Linked DNA regions of Homo sapiens: region 2 is linked to region 1. The links are chromatin contacts, found by POLR2A ChIA-PET in ENCODE. All regions are on one chromosome and are shown on one strand. The core of a region is the stretch at or near the end of the contact, and the rest is flanking DNA. Distances in the headings are between cores, read along the strand shown.

The links. ChIA-PET counts read pairs that join two places held with the same protein, here RNA polymerase II (POLR2A).
Region 2: POLR2A ChIA-PET joins it to region 1 with 28 read pairs in PC-9. The contact joins two enhancer-like sites. POLR2A ChIA-PET finds 5 or more read pairs at or near these places in 5 of 52 experiments (AG04450, BJ, GM12878 and 2 more).

The regions. Positions count from the first base shown.
Region 1 is chr1:203,672,726-203,677,728 of GRCh38, forward strand. The region is part of intron 1 of ATP2B4 (ATPase plasma membrane Ca2+ transporting 4); the gene reads left to right. Among named protein-coding and RNA genes, the nearest start is that of ATP2B4, 48 kb to the left of the region's middle. Within about 2 kb of position 1,591, at least 30 of the 41 ENCODE cell types and tissues checked have a DNase peak (open chromatin) inside an H3K27ac peak, as active enhancers do.
Region 2 is chr1:203,534,784-203,539,657 of GRCh38, forward strand. No RefSeq gene overlaps it. Among named protein-coding and RNA genes, the nearest start is that of OPTC, 43 kb to the left of the region's middle. Within about 2 kb of position 3,533, at least 10 of the 41 ENCODE cell types and tissues checked have a DNase peak (open chromatin) inside an H3K27ac peak, as active enhancers do.

The DNA of each region.
Region 1 (5,003 bases), core at 341-2,840:
TTTTCCCCTCATCTGTGTATGGGCCCCAGCATCGCTCATCTCCTGTGGAGATAGAAGACAGGGCTGGGAGGGGATTTGCTCCACTGGAACCTGAAAGGGGCCTGGGTGTCCCTCTGAACCTCACGAGGTGGCTTGTTTTAACTTTTCGAATAGACCTTGGCTTCTGTTGTAGCCTGTTGAGTGACATCCTCTCAAGTCTGTTTTCTCAAAGACTAAAAAAATGTGGGCTTTTTCAGGGCTCTGTCTGGGAAAGGGGGCTGCCCAGAGATAAATGGAAGCAGAGATCAGCAACCTGGAAGGACTAGCAGAGGGAGAGGGAAGAGTGAAGGAGACACATGGCAAGATCTTCCTGTGCCTTCCCATGTCAGCCTGGAGCTGAAGGGGTTCATGGGAATGCTTTGGAACCTCGCAACATTTTCAAAGTGTGGTCCCCAGACCAGATGCATCAGCTCACCCTGTTAAGGAACTTGTTAGGAGTGCACCTTCCCAGGCCCCACCTCCGTTCTTGTGCACCAGAAACTCAGGAGTTGGCAGGGAGGGGCCCAATAGGTTTGCCCCAGTTCTCCAGAGGATCCTAGTGCTCACTCTGGGTTTGAGAACCACAGCTCTAAAACATTACTCAAGTGCAAGGAAGCATGATCAGTTCGCTTTCCAAAGGCCTAGGCTGACTGAATGGATCCTGTCTGTGCAATATGTGAACAAGGAAGAATAAAACAGGCGCAGAGGGGTGGCAGGTTATTAGCGATCATTCCTGGCCACCTTTTTTAATAAGCACTGTCTTTTCAGCATGGAGCCCTCGCTGATTTGCCTGTGACTTCCAGGAAATAAGCCCAGAGAAGGCTGGAATAGGTAAAGCGGGGATGGGAGGTTCTCTGTACTCTGTACAGGTGAGACTGTCAGAGTGGAGAAAGGGAATGGGAGCAGCCAGGCCTGATGACCAGTATGGGACATGCTGACTAGTATCTGGGCCACACAGGAATGTTGTTTTAAGTCCTCTCCTGCTGAGCGTCTGGGGACAGAGCAGCTGCCCCTGGTGCTCCCTTTTGGTGGATGAGATGTGGCCTCCTCAGTCTGTGGCCAGGCAACTTCTTCCCCCTTGTCCTGAGGACTCCACCAGATCCTGAGGCCTGGGAACAACCAGGTCCCGACCCGGTAGCCCAGGGAGATGACCCCTCTCCATAAGCATGACATGATTCTGCTGAAATTCGTTTCTAAAAATAACCTAGGATCCGATCCAGCTGCTAAAAAGCCCCTTTGTTCCCTTGAAACCAAAATATGGAAAGCCACAGCAGCCCCAAGAAAGACAGTCTGTGTAGTCCAAGAGAGTGCATATACGAAATACTTGAATGCTGCTGCCGGAGGGCTGCGTCCTGTCTGTGGCCTAGAAGCTTCCTGCCGCAGCTCTGAGGAGTGAGTAGCAGTTATCGTTGCTAACCCTTATCCTGAGTGAACGGGGTCAGGAGAGGCTGCCAGTACCCCTTTTGTTAAACAGACCTTCCAGATGGCATTGTCACTTCCACCTGAAGGTGGCTCTTGTCCTCCTTAAACAACTGAAGGAAATGGTGAGCGCTGCTGTTTCATCCTCTACATTTTTTTGAGCTCTAGCTTGCTGTGAACACCCCTACCTCCACCCCATACATCCTCTGAGTCACTGGAGGACACAGAGGTGACCCAGGCCAGTGTGACTCACACAATTTGAAAGAGGTTGGCTTTCCCAAGGCTCTGGGCCTAAGGGACTGCCCTTTCTCATCTTGATAATTTTTTTTGAGATGGAGTTTTACTCTGTTACCCAGGCTGGAATGCAGTGGCACGATCTCAGCTCACTGCAACCTCTGCCTCCAAGGTTCAAGTGATTCTCCTGTCTCAGCCTTCTGTGCAGCTGGGATCACAGGCGTGCAACACCACACCTGGCTTTTTTTTTTTTTTTTTTTTTTTTTTTTTTTTTTTCTGAGATGGGGTCTCACTGTGTCTCCCAGGCTGGAGTGCAATGGCACAGTCTTGGCTCACTGCAACCTCCATCTCCCGGGTTCAAGCAACTCTTCTGCCTCAGCCTCCTGAGTAGCTGGGACTACAGGCACGTGCCACCACACCTGGCTAATTTTTTGTATTTTTAGTAGAGACGGGGTTTCACCATGTTAGCCAGGATGGAATTTTTATATTTTTAGTAGAGACGGGGTTTCGCCATGTTGGCCAGGCTGGTCTCAAACTCCTGACCTCAGGTGATCTGCCCACCTTGGCCTCCCAAAGTGCTGGGATTACAGGCATGAGCCACTGCGCCTGGCCTCATCTTAATAATACTGATGCCATTTCAAGATGGAGCCAGTGGCCAGGGGTCAGGGGGACAGCCGTGCCCTCCCAGGCACATTCCTGCTTCCTCCCACCACACTGTTTCCCTACCCATGCCCTGGAGCTTTCTGTCTTCATCTTGGTGGTTCTTAAAACCTGTGACATGGGTTGGATCTTAGCAGACCAGGTGATCAGGATCAGGCTGTCAACCTTGGGTCAATTCTTGGTATCGCTGTTTGGAGAAAGCTTTTGTCATCTATGGGTCCTACCTTCTCCCTGCCTTCTGAAGGCATCTGACCAGAACTGGTAAGTTTTGCCACCATTATCACTGCACAGCATATCCTAGACAACACAGCCACTCCAAGACTGAGAGGTATTTTATTTTTATTTTTTGGATCTCAGATCACCACAGATAATGTTCCAGTGAACATCCTTGCACATGCCCCCTCCAGGCCCTGGATGAGGATTTCTTTGGAAGATGTAGCCAGGACTAGATGACTGGGTCCACAGCATGCATAGATGTAGTTTGACCAAAAAGCACCAAGTGATTCTGGGGAGGAGGGATGAATTCTGGATTCCTGAGACCCAGGGGCTACGAGTGACACGTTTTCTCCGATTAGATGCTTTGACTCTAGTACTACCTTTTTTGGTGGAATTGAAGAAGGTGCTGTCAGAGTAGCAGACTTGGAGAGGGGGAAGTAAGTGAGGGAGGCCCGTGGATACCACCTCCTAACCAGGAAGTGGCGTTCTATCTTCAGAAAGAGAGAACTGAGCCTGCGAGTGACATCCTCTCAAGTCTGTTTTCTCAAAAACTAAAAGGATGTGGGCTTTCCTTGGGTCTCTGGGAAAGGGGGCTGTCCTGAGATGACTGGAAGCAGAGACTAGCAACCTGGAAGGACTATAGGGGGGAGAGGGAAGAGCAAAGGAGACATGAACCAGAACCCAGAACTTCAGGAAGGGAGTACCCCACCCCCAGGAGGCTAAGTTCTAGGGGCTAGCTGAAAATTAGCATCAGATTCCCTGACCAGGCCATGGTATACTATCCCATGGTGAGGCCAGAGGCCTGGCTTGGTGTGCCCGCCCTCACCTGGCTTCCTGGCTTGGGTGTGGCTGTCGGATGATGATGACAAGTGGTCCCACCCGCCACCTGAACTTTAGCCAACACCTGCTGCCTCTGACCTTGTTCCCATGCCTCCAAAGGGCCTCAGTAGGCTGAAGGAGGGCATGTGCTCTAGTCTGCTTCTGCAAACCAGTTGGCATTTAAGGAGCAATTAGGGCAGGGCAGACATGGGGAGGGGAGGAAGAACCCGGGATTGTGATGAGGATGGCTGCCAGACCTGAGGGATTGGAAGTGGCCAGGGTGAACTAGAATCTGGGTCATGGAAATAAGGAGCCTGTGATAAGGAGGCGGGCAGAACAGCCTCTGCCTGAGATTCACACCTCCGGAGAGAAGGGCTAGCCAGGGATGTTTTAGGCTAGGCAGCCTACCATGGTCAGGTTCTTGCCAGCTTTCTTGATAGGGCACTGTCCTTTGGAAGCGTAAGAGTGCCAGAGAGAAGGAGTAGAGCTTAAACCCCCCAAGGTGGTGCACAGGAAACAGCCCTGCTGGAAACAAGAGAGAGAATGCAGAGCAGGTTCTCCCTCTGTGCTTCTCCCAGATCACCAGGGGGAGCAAGGCCAAGAGCATGAGACGACTGAGTGGAGGAAGCCCTCATCCCCACCACTGGGCTCTCCAGGCAGGAATTGGATATGCTTGGACTCACAGCAATCTAGAGCCCAGTGCTTTCTGGCTTGGGGTGGGGGTGGGGTGAGGGGAGGGGAGGACAAGGGGGAAGGGAGGGTGTCTGCTCCCAAAAAGCTTTGAGTCTATCCCTATGCCTTCCCAGAAAGTTTACAAGAGGTAGATATTTCCCTGACCTATTTCAGTGCCTTTAGGAGTCAGGAACAAGGGACAGATGGGTTTATGTGAGCCTTCTCATCAAGGTTTAGGAAGTAAGCTCATAGTTTGTTTACATTTTTTTTATATCATTGTTCTTGCACTTGAGGCAAGTTGGCTTTGAATTCAGATTAGGGCACAAATCTGGCTCTCTGAATCTATATTTCCCTGCTATAAGAAGGAGAGGTCCTTCTTATAGGGTTGTTGGTGAGAATTCAATGAAACAGTGTATGTAAGAATGATAATAGCTACAGTGTGTGGACCAGCCACTATGCCAGGCACTACATAATACATAGGGGTATGTACATAATTTCTAATTTTCATATGAAGTACCTAGTATGACTCCTAGCACATGGTAGGTGCTCAACAAATATTTTTTTCCCAACCTTCCCACCTCTCCCAATCCCACATCCCTGTTCCTGAGTATAGGGAGAAGTAGAGCCTCGCTTGGAATGAGGGAGACTGACTCTAGGTCAGAAAAAAGACTACGGGTTTTCTGAGGGACTCCTAAAGCAGGTTTTGTTTGTTTGTTTCTGAAGCAGAGTCTCGCTGTCACCCAGGCGGGAGTGCAGTGGCACGATCTTGGCTCACTGTAGCCTCTGCCTCCCAGGTTCAAGTGATTCTCCTGTCTCAGCCTCCCAAGTAGTTGGGATTACAGGCATTCACCACCATGCCCAGCTAATTTTTTCTGTTTTTAGTAGAGACAGGGTTTCACCTTGTTGGCCAGGCTAGTCTCAAACTCCTGACCTCAGGTGATCCGCCCACCTCGGCCTCCCAAAGT
Region 2 (4,874 bases), core at 2,283-4,782, 140 kb before region 1:
CCACTGACAAGCCTGTTCAAAGCCATTCTATCCCTCACAGCCCAGGGAGTGTTACCACTCCCCAGCCAAGAGCTGGAGAATCCTGTTCTAGCCACAGAGATAATATGTGTACAAGAAGAGTCTATCTTTTTTCCCTCCTTCAACCCCAATCCCATAGGGACAAGAAACAGAGGCAGAGACAGGGAGAATGAGTAGAGGGAGGAGGTTAGCACAAAGAGAGAAGAAGCCCATCGCCCGGCCCCTGCCCAGACAGCCCACCTTGGCAGCCCCAACAGCCCACCTTGGCAGCCCCAACCACACAAAAGGCTATAGCTTAAGTTGGAAACTTTTATTATTACACGGGGCTTGACATTTTAATTTCTAAATTGGGGCAGAGTTTGACAACTTAACATGACCCGAAAGACTTACCTAAGAGTGAATACAAAGTCAGAAGACTGGCTGGGTGCGGTGGCTCATGCCTGTAATCCCAACACTTTGGGAGGCCAAGGTGGGTGGACCACCTGAGGTCAGGAGTTTGAGACCAGCCTAGCCAACATGACAAAACCCCATCTCTACTAAAAATACAAAAATTAGCCAGGCTTGGTGGTGCATGCCGGTAATTCCAGCTACTTGGGAGGCTGAGGCAAGAGAATCGCTGCCATTGCACTCCAGCCTGGGTGACAGAGCGAGACTCCGTCCCAAAAAAAAAAAAAAAAAAAAGAAAGTCAGAAGACTGTGTGATTTTTTTAATACAGGAGCAGAGGAGGAAATTTTCCAAGGTAAATAAACTTTAAAGGAAAGTGAGAGACAAAATAAGGCACTTCCTGATTATAGCCCTTGAGTACTGTGTGTACACCATCCAAGTACCACTCCATATCCACCAAATGGGATCTGTGTCCTGCTTCCCACCTTTTCCCTAATTGTCCCCTGCAAACACTGCTGCAGACCACTGCCTTTCCCTGTCAGAGTTCCATCCTTCCATCAAAGACAGCCTTTTCCTTGTCTGCAGATGTTGGCCACCAGTGGTTGGGTCCTTTATGTCTTAGTCCCACAAACCCACAGCACAGTCCCAGACAGAAAATCTTGTTAGAGACTGAGCTATGTTCCTTCAAATTCATATGTTGAAGTCCCAACTGACAGTACCTCAGAATGTGACTCTATTTGGAGACAGGGCCTTTAAAGAGGGGATTAAGTTAAAATGAAGTCATTACGGCAGGCCCAATCCAATATTACTGGTGTCCTTAGAAGAAAAGGAGACCAGGAAACGGACACAGAGGGAAGATCACATGAAGACACAGGAAAGAGACAGTCATCTGCAAGCCAAGGACAGTGGCCTTGGAAGAAACTAACCCCATGAACATCTCCATCAATATTTGCTGAATTGTTTTTGAATAATACAAATCTTAAGTATCATTTTTAATTTTTTTTTTGAGACAGAGTCTTGTTCTGCTGTCCAAGCTAGAGTGCAGTGGCACAATCTCAGCTCACTGAAGCCTCCGCCTCCTGGGTTCAAGTGATTCATCTGCCTCAGCATCCCAAGTAGCTGGGATTACAGGCACATACCACCACGCCTGGCTAATTTTGTATTTTTAATAGAGATGGGGTTTCACCATGTTGACCAGGCTGGACTCGAACCCCTAGCCTCGAGTGATCCGCCCACCTCGGCCTCCCAAAGTGCTGGGATTACAGGTGTGAGCCACTGCACCTGGCTTTAAGTATAATTTTTAATGTCTTCCCAACACTTCATTATATGGCCACTTCATATTACATTTAATCAACTCCTACTGTTGAATTTCAGACTGCTTCCAAATTTTCCCTAGTTTAAAGAATGCCTCTATGAATATTGTTGTTCAGAGTTTTTGGTGTTCAATTGAATTATTTCCTTAGCATAAATTTTCATGAGCAAGATTACTTGTCAAAAGCAAGACTATGTTTATGGCTCTCTAGGACTATACCAATCTGAAACATTATCAGCACTGAATGAGTTCACCCATTTCCTGAGAGTCTTACCAGACTGGAATTTATCAACTTGAGGTCACTGTAGTCTGACCCAGGGATGCTGCTTCTTTTCACCTCTTGGGTATTGCTCCTATATTCAGGGGTCTGCCCATCCCCGTTGCCAACACAAACTACCTGCCCAAGTTCTCATATGTGTCTAAATCCTGATGAAAGTCTCTTTCTCCAGGAAACCTGCCCCACTTTATTCGGCAGGGCTCTGTTCTTTCCTATATTTTCCCTTCCTTCACACACTAATCTCTTTGGATTACGCAAACCCCCAAGTTGTTGGGCAATTGTGTACCAGAGAGTAGAGGGAGATGAGAGGCCTTACCAGAAAGATCCTGAAATTCTTGCTGATAAGGGCACCTCAGGCTCAAATGTTGAAATGAGAGAAGTAAAAGAGATGTCATCAGATTGTACCTAAGCTAATCAAGTGAGTCATGGTGGTTGCAAAGTTTGGCCGGGCTTACTGGGGTAGAGGTGAGGAATGGGATGAGGGGAGGTGGTGCCAAATGTCCAGAGTCCAGGTTGCCATTGAAAAGTGATCATGATTGGAACCCTGCCGGGAAGGCAGAGACCTGATAGCAGAGGGTTTGGTATCATGCTAATGAGTTCAGATTGTCACTGGAAAGACACAGGGGGCCATGAAAGGCTTTGAGGCAGGTGAGCTGATCAGTCTTAGACTTTTGTATAGTTGAGATAATGAACTGGCAAGGAGGGATATGAGAAGCAAGAAGGTCTGTTAGGAGGTTGTTTGTATTTCTCCAGTGGAGAGATGCCCAGGGCTTGAGCTAGGATCTTCAGCTTTTTAATTTGTGTTTGTATTGTCTCCTCAATAAGTGTGGCAGGCAGGACTCCTGGGGGGAAGAACTGTTTTCTGTTCCTTGTGTCTCTCCCAAGATGGTAGCACCATGCTTGGCACACAGTGCTGTGCACTTAAAGGCTTGTGAATACGCAGAGCCCTTTCTGGGGTGGAAATATCCAGGGGGTGAGGCAGCCACTGTTCCTCTGGCTTCAGGGAGCTTCCAGTCTGATGTGAGAGATCTAGAAACCATGGATCATCATCATTCAAAAGGACTTTAGAGAGCATCTAGTCAAACTCCCTCACTTTACAAACGGGAAATTGAGGCTCAGAGGAAGAAAGTAACACAAGATTGGAATCCAGATCTCCTGGCTCCTGGTCAAGGAAAGAAGCCATCTCACAGCATTTTTCATGAAGGAGTCATGGTCCCTGCTCTTGGGAAGCTTCCATCCAGGCAGAAGAAGCCCAGCATCTAGTCAGTTGTAGGGGCAGAATGCAATGTACAGGTGCAGGCACAGACATCAGCACTTAGGTGGGTACAGATACAACACAAACTGTAGAGAGCAGATGGGTGGGGGGGGTAAGCAGTGATGGAACATTTACTGTGAGCCAGGCACTGCAATCATGACTTTCACCAAATATGTACACAGTCTTCACCATTCATGAATGAGTTGATATGTTTACCCACGTCCACGTAAAAGATGAAGAAACCACAGCTCAGGCTGATAAGAGTCAGAGCCCTGGCTCAAAACAGGACTGGCCGCTGCCAAAGGCCTTCTCTCACTAGGGCTCCAAGCTGCCTCTGCTGAAGGCGCACAGGGTTGTAGGGTGACAGGATTTGATGTGGTGGCTGAAGTTCACTTGGTGTGGCAGAACTGGGAAATAAAAAACCTGTGTTGATATTTCCTTTCTAACCCTACCACATAGCAACCATGGGACTTCAGAAAATAATGAAACCTCTCTCAGCTTCAACGTTCTATAAGATGAGGTTAAATCTGCCCTGCCTAACTTACAGGGTGGTTGAGAGACTTAAACAAGATAATGTGCTTAATGTGTTTGTGAACCATAAAGAAAGTTCTGGGACAGTGAGAGGGAGCCTGAGATCGGGAGCATTTCCCGAAGACTGGTGGCTATAGCATCGCAGGGATGGAGACACCAGTTGCATTGAGGTGGAGCCTGCATTGGGATCTCTGAGCAGGACTGACACAGAGCCAGGGTCTGTGCTCCTTGGCTCTATTTTTCATGCAGTTAAGTACCCCTAAAAACTAAAGCATTTGCCAAATGAGCAACTTCCTTGGGAGCATTTGCTACCCATTGTTTGTAACAAGCCTCTGGAAGCCAGAACTGGCTTCTCCATCAGATACAGAGATCATGGCCTTTGGCTCAGTATTCCCAGAGTTCCCAAGAGGAAAAAAAGACACCACGAGTAACATTGGGGAAGTGGGAGCCTAGAGTAAATGCTGGCTGGGCCACCTGCTATCCATGTGATTTGGGAAAGTCACCATACCTTCTGGAACCCCAGATTCCTCCTTTGTAAATTGGCAGAGCTCTAGAAGTTCTCTCACTCAATGGGATCGACACTAGTGGTAAGTAGTTTATTTTAAAAAATTAGTTAAAGCCAGACATCATAAAAAATGATATATATTTACTTTAAACCTTGAGTTTCAACTTAAAATAGCTAAATGCACATGAATACAGGTCAATCCTTTGATGTAAGGCTGGGCCTTTTGGGTTTGCTGATTAGAATCCAAGATGGTTTCCTTCCACAAGCCATGCCAGCAATGCATAGTCAATGATTTCCTCAAAATGAAACCAGAGCTTAAAGACTCTTAAAAATAAATAGAAAAGTAAAATTCTTTTAGATGCTTATGACTTCGTTCCCAATATCCCAATATTTTACCATTGTCTCTCCCACAACTAATTTTTTGTTTGTTTGTTTCTTTTTTTTTTTTTTTTTTTTTTTTTGAGATGGAGTCTCGCTCTGTCACCCAGGCTGGAATGCGGCAGCGCGGTCTCAGCTCACTGCAACCTCCAACTCCTGGGTTCAAGAGGTTCTTCTATCTCAGCCTCCCGAATAGCTGGGATTACAGGCAGC